Regions from separate parts of the Homo sapiens genome. Here region 2 is linked to region 1. A link is a contact called in ENCODE Hi-C or POLR2A ChIA-PET data. All regions are on one chromosome and are shown on one strand. Each heading gives the region's core, a stretch centred on a gene start or an enhancer-like site at or near the end of the contact. The rest is flanking DNA. Distances are from core to core; before and after follow the strand shown.

Evidence for each region. A loop is a pair of places that touch in the nucleus more often than their neighbours do. ChIA-PET counts read pairs that join two places held with the same protein, here RNA polymerase II (POLR2A). Pooled maps may share reads with other maps.
Region 2: a map of heart left ventricle shows a loop between it and region 1 (6-fold over the local background). The contact joins two enhancer-like sites. A Hi-C loop is called at or near these places in 5 of 168 maps with a recorded cell type or tissue (GM12878, IMR-90, Right ventricle myocardium inferior and 2 more) and 6 of 50 pooled maps. POLR2A ChIA-PET finds 5 or more read pairs at or near these places in 3 of 52 experiments (GM12878, OCI-LY7 and Panc1).

The regions. Positions count from the first base shown.
Region 1 is chr10:18,436,063-18,440,881 of GRCh38, forward strand. The region is part of intron 3 of CACNB2 (calcium voltage-gated channel auxiliary subunit beta 2); the gene reads left to right. Among named protein-coding and RNA genes, the nearest start is that of CACNB2-AS1, 100 kb to the right of the region's middle. Within about 2 kb of position 2,474, at least 3 of the 41 ENCODE cell types and tissues checked have a DNase peak (open chromatin) inside an H3K27ac peak, as active enhancers do; they include heart right ventricle, where a contact is called at or near this core.
Region 2 is chr10:18,470,708-18,475,466 of GRCh38, forward strand. All of the region lies in intron 3 of CACNB2 (calcium voltage-gated channel auxiliary subunit beta 2), which reads left to right. Among named protein-coding and RNA genes, the nearest start is that of CACNB2-AS1, 66 kb to the right of the region's middle. RefSeq lists an enhancer at 1,287-1,506. Within about 2 kb of position 2,869, at least 5 of the 41 ENCODE cell types and tissues checked have a DNase peak (open chromatin) inside an H3K27ac peak, as active enhancers do; they include heart right ventricle, where a contact is called at or near this core.

The sequences.
Region 1 (4,819 bases), core at 1,224-3,723:
ACTTCAGAATGAAAATTATTATTCCACCTTCTATGAGGAATGTTTTAAAAGATAAAAGTTGTTGGCTATTACCTTGAAAATCTAAAGCTATGTGCAGTAACTCACAAATAGTGAATTAATTGATTTAAAATTTATGGTCATTAATGATGAGTTTGCCAGTAAGAGTTTTTCCCCTCTTTGGTGGAGAAGTTTAGAAACTTCTGTTTCATTTCAACTTTGAACAAAATCCTAGAAGCCATTTCAAGTATACTTTGCTAACCCAGAAATTTTGGCAAGAAAGTATAAACTTGAGCCTTCTCGGATAGTCTGTTCATGGAGAACAAAGCAGAGAATGATAGCAAAAACAAAAATCTAATCAACCAATCAGAACAATGCTACTTCTTTTCTATTAATCATTGCCACATTTCTCTTCCCTGTCCTCCATCAATAGATCAAAATTAGAATAGGACTTGTAGGTAAAAATTGGCCCTTGAGAAGGTATGCGTGGATTACTTTTATTTGACTTACATGTGGCTTTATAGTCAGAAGTACTGTTGCTTGCAAAGCATATTTGTTTGTTTGTTTGTTTTTTAACTCAAAAGCACCTGAAAAAATAATCAGAGGTTTTTATACCTACAAAATGTTACTGGGTTCCCATTCCATGTAGATGCCAAAGCCAAATGAGCTTGTACAACTGAACAAAAATAAATCATGTTTATTTTTTCCATATGCACTTAGAGAATATGCAAAAATAAATGTCCAGAAATAAAAATTTGCCAAAGATTGCCACATATGCCTGAATATAAGATGAGGCTTTTTTCCCCTCAGAATTATTCTTCAGAAAAGAGAGAGTCACCTTATATTTGAAATCTCACAAGATCTCCCATGGTGCAAGAAGTACATTTTCCATTACTTTATTTTGAACAACAATGTGCTGCTTGCTGGAGATACATGGGCCTGCATGATGTCAATCAATCTTATTTTGGTGTGTTTATATAAGTCACCTGATACATTTGACTTAAATGTTTAAATAGAGATTTAACATTTACTTCTAGAGACATGACGTCACACTTGTAAATATTGGATGCTATGGTAAACTCAAACATTCAAAACAAATACTGTTTCCAATTAGTTGAAAGGAAGTTCCCATTAGAAAGGGGTTAGGTGACCCAGTATCTCTCCTGATATCCACAAGACAGATGAGAAGTTTTCAGAGGATTTTTTAAAAATTAAATATGGATAAGGATGTGGAGAGAGGGATACTTCTAAGTTAGTGCAGTTGGCCATTGAACAATGAGAGGTTATGGGCATGGACCCCCTACAAAGCCAAAATCCATGTGTAACTTTTGACTCCTAAAAAAACCAAATAGCGTATCGTTGACCCAAAGCTTTACCAATATCATAAAAGGTTGGTTAACACATATTTTGTGTGTTATATACTGCATACCGTCTCCACAGAAGAGAGAAAACATGAGAAGATCACAAAGGTCCTTTTGTTGCCAGGCTGGAAAATGGCAGGCATCATTCTCCACGCATTTCACTGGCCAAAATTCAATCACGTGGGCCAATCTAACTGCAAGGAAGGCTAGAAATTTAGTTGTCTGTATTCTGAGGAAGAAAATGGAGTTAGTAAGCATCTTGGATCTCTGCCACAGTATCTGACTATCTTTGACAGCACTGAGAGTCAGCCACAAGGTATTTATTCTTTGTTAAATGTGACATCACCTTATATTTGGAATCTCCTTCTATTTGGGCATATATAGCAGTTGCCTCAAAACTTCGAAGTCATAGAAAATTATTTATGGCTAGATCTTTTAAAGAGTTTTTGTAATCGAGGCAAATTGACATAGAACATGGAAATGTATCTAAAATGATTGGAAACTTATTATAATTAGAAATGTATTAAAACTCAGGGGAATGGCCCTGAGTCTGGGGGTGTCGGGATACCTGGCCCAGTTGGATTTTTTTTTTTTTTTTTTTTTTTTTTTTTTTTTGAGATGAAGTCTCGCTCTGTCACCCAGGCTGGAATGCAGTGGCGCTATCTCGGTTTACTGCAAGCTCCGCCTCCCGGGTTCATGCCATTCTCCTGCCTCAGCCTCCTGAGTAGCTGGGACTACAGCCGCCCGCCAGCACACCTGGCGATTTTTTTTTTTTTTTTTTTGTATTTTTAGTAGAGACGGGGTTTCACCGCACTAGCCAGGATGGTCTCCATCTCCTGACCTCGTGGTCCGCCCGCCTCGGCCTCCCAAAGGGCTGGGATTACAGGCGTGAGCCACCGCGCCCTGCCCCCAGTTGGATTTTTATTTCCAACCACTGCTAAAGCATTCCTATGCCATTTGCTCTGAACCCTGGACTCTCAGGAACTGGGTTGGCCAATCACCGATTTAATCCATCTTGCTGTGATGGAGAGAACTTATGCCCAAAATTGTTGATTGGCAGTCAAGGCCCAACAGCCAATGGGCGGTAGCTGCAGCCTCGCGGTCCCTCACCACCTGTGCTCTGCTCGTGTTTACCCTGCGTGCCGCCAATAGTGATTCAAGCCAGTTATCCATCTGTTCTCCCACACCACATCTTCCCAAAAAGGCCGTTTCTTCTCCTCTTGGCTGGAAGCCTGTGCCCTCTGCTCACAGTTCTGTTAGAGCATTCGGATTTATATAGAACGAAGGTTTGCTTTGCTTTAAAACATCAATTCCTTGATCCCAGTTCTGTTCTCCCTGGGCCTTATGGAGTATACGATCACCTTCTTCCTCTTTAGATTTTTTCTTCTCTGGGCTAAAAATCTCAAAGTCCTCATGTGACATGTTTTTATGCCCTCTTACCTGATTTCCTCCCATGTGAGTGTGCTATAAATACAGCTCTTCCAAAGCAGAACACATCAGATTAAATACTTGTGATCTGGCAGGGCACGGAATAGAATGGCGTAGGCCAGCACGTGAATTGGTGGTAAACTGAAGGTCATCGGGGAGAAAATAACTTCTCTACCCTCTTCGGTGTAGTATTTAAGGCCAGTGAATTAAACTAACAAAAGGCACATCTCACAGGATACGAGACATGCAATTTTATTAACATTTTACATGCACTGGAGTTCACAGAAAAGGAGTGAAAGTCGAAGTGGGAGGATTGGGGGCTTATATACCATTTTAAACAAAGAAAAGGGTGTCTGCATTTCACGAGATGCTGAATTGCAGGAAGGTGACTAGGAAGAATATGCGGAAGCTAATGGAAGATGAGGGTTATTTTAGTAAGGTGTGTTTCTGCATCTCATCTCCATGCCAACTCACCATCTCCAGCAGTAAGACACAACTTTTCTGTTCCTGGTACAGCAGAGGGGAATTTTACAAGGGAAAATTTGAGTCCTGGTTTTAGGTAGATGAGGGGAAGGCAGAGAATTTCTCCTGCATTTGTAGATTCTCAGCCACCTTCAGTTCAATATAATCCTTATGGCAAGGTCGCATATTTTGGGGATGACCTCTTCTGATCCCCTTCAAGGTACAATTTGAAACCTTCTCCAAGTATTCTGAATTGCTTTCCTCTGGAGACATTAATTTCCCCACCTCCCGCTATCACCTTTGAAATCATGCTCTAAGTAACCCTTCATATTATCACACTGTAAATTGGGATGTTTAAAGTTTGGTTGTTTATGCAGTTATAAATCAGCTTAATTATTTGTCATTCAGCTTCTAATAGCTTCTCTGCAAGAATAAGAAAGCTCATCTGATACTCGGCTGAAATCCAGATTCGCTCATCCTTCCTCCCTCCCTCCCTTCTGCCTACTGCATGCCAGTGATCTCCCAGCCACCAGGAACAGAGTAAACAAAACAAAGCCCCTGCCGTCAGTAGGATTACAGTCTAGCTCGGAGAAATAGGCCACATGCAAATATATATGTAGATAATGTGTTGTAGCAGTAAGTGCTAAAAAATAGTCTCTGTTCTGCTGCTATAATATTTTCACCTGAGTGATTTATAAACAATAGGAATTTATTGATCACAGTTCTGGAGGCAGAGAAGTCTAAGATCAAGGCACCGGTAGATTCAGTGTCTGGGGAAGGTTTGATCTCTGCTTCACATGTGGCCTCTTGTTGCTGTGTCTTCATGTGGGAGAGGGAGTGGAAGGGCAAAAAAGGATGGACAGGCTCCTTCAATCCCTTTTATAAAGGCATAATCTTATTCATGGGGGCCCCACACTCATGACCTAACTACCTTGTTAAAGCCCCACCTGCTGATAACTATAGCCTTGGAGATTAAGTTTCAACATATGAATTTTGGGGGAACATGTTCAGTCCATAGTAAAAACTAAGAAGGTAAAGAGGATGAGGAGTTGGGGAGTGATAAAAATGGCTTCTGTGGGCCAAGCGCAGTGGCTCACACCAGTAATCCCAGCATTTGAAGTGTCTGAGGCGGGAGGATTGCCAGAGCTCAGGAGTTGGAGACCAGATTGGGCAACATAGTGTGACCCCTCATGGCAAAAAATCAAAAATTAACTGGCATGGTGGTCCACATCTGTGGTGCCAGCTACTCGGGAGGATCACTTAGAGGTTGCAGTGAGTTGTGATCATGCCACTGCACTCCAGCCTGGGTGACAGAGCAAGGCCCTATCCCCCACCCCCCAGAGAAAAGCTTCTGTGAAGGTGACATTTGATCAAAATTGTGAATGGAGTGAGAATGTGTCCATGTGGATATTTGAGGATAGATTATTTCAGGCAGTGGAAACCATAAAGGCAAAGCTCTGAAGCACATTCTAGGAACAGCCCAGATCCCAGTGTGTCTGAATACAGAGAAAGGGGAAAGAGAGGCAGGTCAAAGGTCACACAGGGACTTGCAGGCCAGAGATGCAGGCCAT
Region 2 (4,759 bases), core at 1,619-4,118, 35 kb after region 1:
CACAAGCACTTAGCTTGGTGTCTTCAGCGTCTGGCACCTGGTAGGCATTGAGATGTTTGTTGCAATCTTTCTCAAATGCTGGGTGTGGATGGTGGTGGTGTCAGCAGCAGAATTAAAAGATAAAGGAAACCATCTGTCCTTAAAGGAACTCACCCTGGTCACAGAGACTGACATGCAAGGGGAAAGGGTATGAATGTATGAGCCAAGCATGCCAGTGTCCGTTCTCCTGGTTCCCAACAACAGTGTTAATTTTATGGTAGATGCCATTTCAAGTCCCACAGCCATCGATGTGGTCAAATGAAAGGTGTTACACAGGGCCGGGTGCGGTGGGTCACACCTGTAATCCCAGAGCTTTGGGAGGCCAAGGTGGGTGGATCACCTTAGGTTAGGAGTTCAAGACCAGCCTGGCCAACATGGTGAAACCCCATCTCTACTAAAAATACAAAAAATTAGCTGGGCATGGTGGCGGGTGCCTGTAATCCCAGCTACTCGGGAGGCTGAGGCAGGAGAATAGCTTGAACCCAGGAGGCGGAGGTTGCATTGAGCCAAGATCATGCCACAGCACTCCAGCCTGGGCAACAAGAGTGAAACTCCATCTCAGAAAGAAAGAAAGGAAGAAAGGTATTGAACAGAATTGAAAAGTTTGTCAGATGAGTGTTTCTGGAAGACCTTAAAATTAAGAAATTATTTGTTCATAATAAAGACTACCCTTTTCCCTACAGAATGTAATTAAGATATTTATTTTTTATAACCTAAAAATTCGTCTTTGTCAGTATCATTTTCTGCAAGATAGGAAGCTATTATCCTGCAGCCACTGGTTTTTGTGAAACTGCCCATGGTTTACGCCTTTGTATTTTTTTCCTGTGTCCTCTGGAGCACTAGTTAGCCAAAGTCTAAAATTGGAGCAGAAATTATGGGGCAGTGGAGTTGGAATTACAGCTTAGACTCCTGTCTCTACCACATGTAACTATGGCCTGCCATCTGATGTTCTTCATTTGCAAAGTGGGAATAATAGTACTTAATATACCTGTTGAAAATATTTGACTTTCTGACTCAGAAGGGATCTTAAAAATGTCCTTTTATAATTGAGGTAAAGAAGAAATCGCTAGGTAGGGAAATGTATGTAGTAAATGATGAAATCTGTAAAGATGTTTTAAAAATTGTAAATACCTCTACAAATATCATATACTACTCAAGCAACATCCTAACATCACTAGGCATTTGTTTTCTGTTTAACTGCCTTTGGAAGACCTGCATGTAAAGTAACAAATATGTCTCACCCCAGACGTGTTCAACTCCCGTATCTCCCTTTTTCATTACAGTCATCTCTCTGGCTCCTTCACTGCCCCCATTCCTATCCATCTGCTCTTTGATGTCATATGCACCTTACAGGTTTCAGTTTCTCTTCCCGGCTTTGCTTTCTTTTCTGCTTGTCTTGAGCCCCATGGTTGACTAGCTGAAGCATTCTCGAATAAGGAGTCTCAATTCCTTTAATATCCGGCCCACTTTTCTTCTTTTTTTTTTTTTTTTTTTTTTTTTTTTTTTTTGACATGGAGTCTCGCTCTGTCACCCAGGCTGGAATGCAGTGCTGGGATCTCGGCTCACTGCAACCTCTACCTCCTGGGTTCAAGTGATTCTTTTGCCTCAGCCTCTCGAGTAGCTGGGACTACAGGTGCACGCCACCATACATGGCTAATTTTTGTATTTTTAGTACAGATGGGGTTTCACCATGTTGGCCAGGCTGGTCTTGAATTCCTGACCTCAGGTGATCCGCCCGCCTTGGCCTCCCAAAGTGCTGGGATTACAGGCATGAGCCACTGTGCCTGGCCCCCAGCCCATTTTTCTACGCTTCTTGCCTACCTTGGTTCCATGATAAAAGCCACCTCCTTAGCCTGTTAACCCATACAATGGAGGTTTAGGGAGTGGGTGGAAGAGCTTTAGTGTCTTTGGTTTAAATTTAGGTCTGTTTTAAAATTGTGTCTGATACAACCACATCTCCTTAATAAACGTATTGGTTTACTATTTTCAGTTCAGTCTTTAGAAAACAAGCAGCCTTTCAGGAAGAATTTCAGAGAGGTTTGGTTCTCAAATTTTGTGTGCTTCTAAATATTCTTTATACCTTGCTTCAAAATGTAGCTACCTGAGCTCACCTTTCTGTAGCCATTTCAGTTTATTAGGTTTGGGGTGAAATGTGCCATTTGTATTTTCAACAAGCCCCACCCCAGCTGCTGAAAATGATGCAAAATCAAATTTGAGCATCGCTGCTGTAGAATACATTCTCTCTTTCTTCCAATGGAGAGTTCCATTCCTGAATGTGGGATATGTTGAAATGGTGCAGCCAAATTTGCATTGTTGTTCGGTAATATCAGTGGTTCTTAATCAAAGACATGTATGAGAATCAACTGTGGTGCTTTTGAAGGTCATCACTAAAAATTGTCCACGCTTTAGCTCCACCCACTGGCAATTCTGTGAAATACTTTTCAGGTGGGGCCCCGCTCGCCTGTTAACGTATCACAGGTGATTTCTACTTGGTATAATATGGTATGACCCATCTGCAGTGGAAACAAATGCCTGTTTTGGATAGGAGTATTTCAATTCAAGTTAATATGAATTGATAAATACACAGGTAATATTTGGGTTGTTATTCAAAGAACTTATAAAAGTCATATCTTGTAAAAGTCTATAGATTTATTACAGCCTTTTAAAAAATATTGCCAGGCCCCAAGCCCTGAAAATATGTTGCGCTTGCTCCTTCCCTTACTGAAATCACATTTAAATTCAGAATCACCAGTGCTAGTTTACTTTCAGTTCAAGACAGCAAGCCTGAAAATAGCCTTAATGACGCATGCAGAGCATTTTCCTAGGAACAGACTCTGGACTTATTAGTGTCTGGAGCCATCAGTCAATACTTTTCTGGTGCACTGGTGTGTTAGTAAGGGATGCCAGAAATGCGTGCCTTCTCTTATCAGTCACCCGGAGAATTCACGTAACTTGCTTTAAATAGCCGAAGTGAAGAAGGAGATTGACTTTACAGTTGTGTTTGCTTCTTTAAAAAATATACTTATCTTTTCCTAGCTGTAAAATAGCAATCGAAAACTGCCATCTAAAGTGAAAAATAATTCCCTAAGGTTTCAATAGGGTTTTTCTTGTATCAGAACCAGGGCCAGGGTGTAACTGGATTTAAGTGCCAGACAAGGAGCTAGAAGCTGCAGGTGCAGCTCCCCGCCACGCTGCTCTCTGTGACCTTGAGTGAGACACAAAATTGCTGGGCTTCCGTTTTTCATTTTAAAATGCGAGGGTTGGATTTGCTCGCTAAGAGCTCTTTTATCTCTAATAGTTAAGATGATGGAACATGATGTTTTGAGATGTTTTGCTGAAATTTCTCACATAGAAAATGGGCCTTCTGAAAACATATAATTATAGTTTTGGGTAGGAAGAAGCTGTCATGGTGGCGAAGGGGAACATTGCAAATCTGAACATGACCGCAGCTGGCGGGAGAATAATGTGTTAGAATTGAAAGGCACCCTGCAGACTTGCTGTTTAATGTACAAAGAAGCCTAGGGCCGGAGGGGCAGGGGGACTCTCAGGGACAGTGGAATCTGGCTCAACGGTCACCCTCTGGTAGCAAGCAAGACCTGTCTCTGTGACAGGTCTCAATCAATGGAGAAGCTTATTTTGCCGACGTTAAGGACATGCCTAGGCTCAGCGTCCTAAACTAAGCCAAGTGCACCAAGCCAGGTGCTCAGGCTCCTAAACTAAGGTGCAATTAGGCAATCAGCATGGATTGTTAGACTGTACAAAGGTGGAGATGCCAATTCCCCAACTGTTTTCCTAGGGGTTGTGTTCCCACACACGCACTTTCTCCTTAGTAACAGCGCACGGCTCCTGACCTGGATGGGTGGCCTTAGATCTGTGAAGCACATCTACCTTGCCTTGAGAAAGATGCAACTCAATGTTGGCTTCCTTAGCTCCGTGCCACTCAGCATTGCAGCACCGAAAGGAAAACTGTTTCCTCTCTACTCTCCCACTACTCTCAATTCTTCCAACAACAGATGTGGGTTGTTTTCCCCCCCAACAGCAAGCAGTTCTCCAGTTCTCTGCAGATGCTAATGCCACGTCCTGCAATTCAATTCTGACCTTATCTACCTGGAGTTAGTGCAGACCCAACAGGTTGAAGGCTGAGTCCCAAAAGACTGTCCCCACTTCAGATGCCAGTCGCACAAGTGATGAGTCTCCAGGTTATCCTCAACTTCTGTCCAACTCAACTACAGATCAGAGGTTCCCATGGCCCCCTACTCAGGTTCTATAATTTGCTAGAAGGGCTCATAAAACTCAAGAGAACAGCCGACTTACTAGATGACTAGTTTATTATAAGAGGATACAACTCAGGAACAGCCAGAGGAGAGAGGGATGGGAGAGGGTGCAGAACATCCATGCCGTATCTAGGTACGCCACCCTTCCAGCACGGCCCTGGGGTCACACACCTGGAAGCTCTCAGATCTCCATCCTTTTGGGTTTTTATGGAAGCTTTGTTACTTAGGCACCATTGACTAAATCACTGGCCACTGGCGATTAAGTCAGTCTCCAACCCTTTTCCTGTCTCTAGAGGTCAGGGTGTTGGGGCGGAAAGTTCAAACACTTTAATATTACGGTTGGTTCCTCTGGCACCCAGGCCCCATCCCAAGGCTCTCCAGGAGACCCCAGCCACCAGTCATTCATTAGCATGCCAAAAGACACTTAACACTTTGGAGAGTATAAG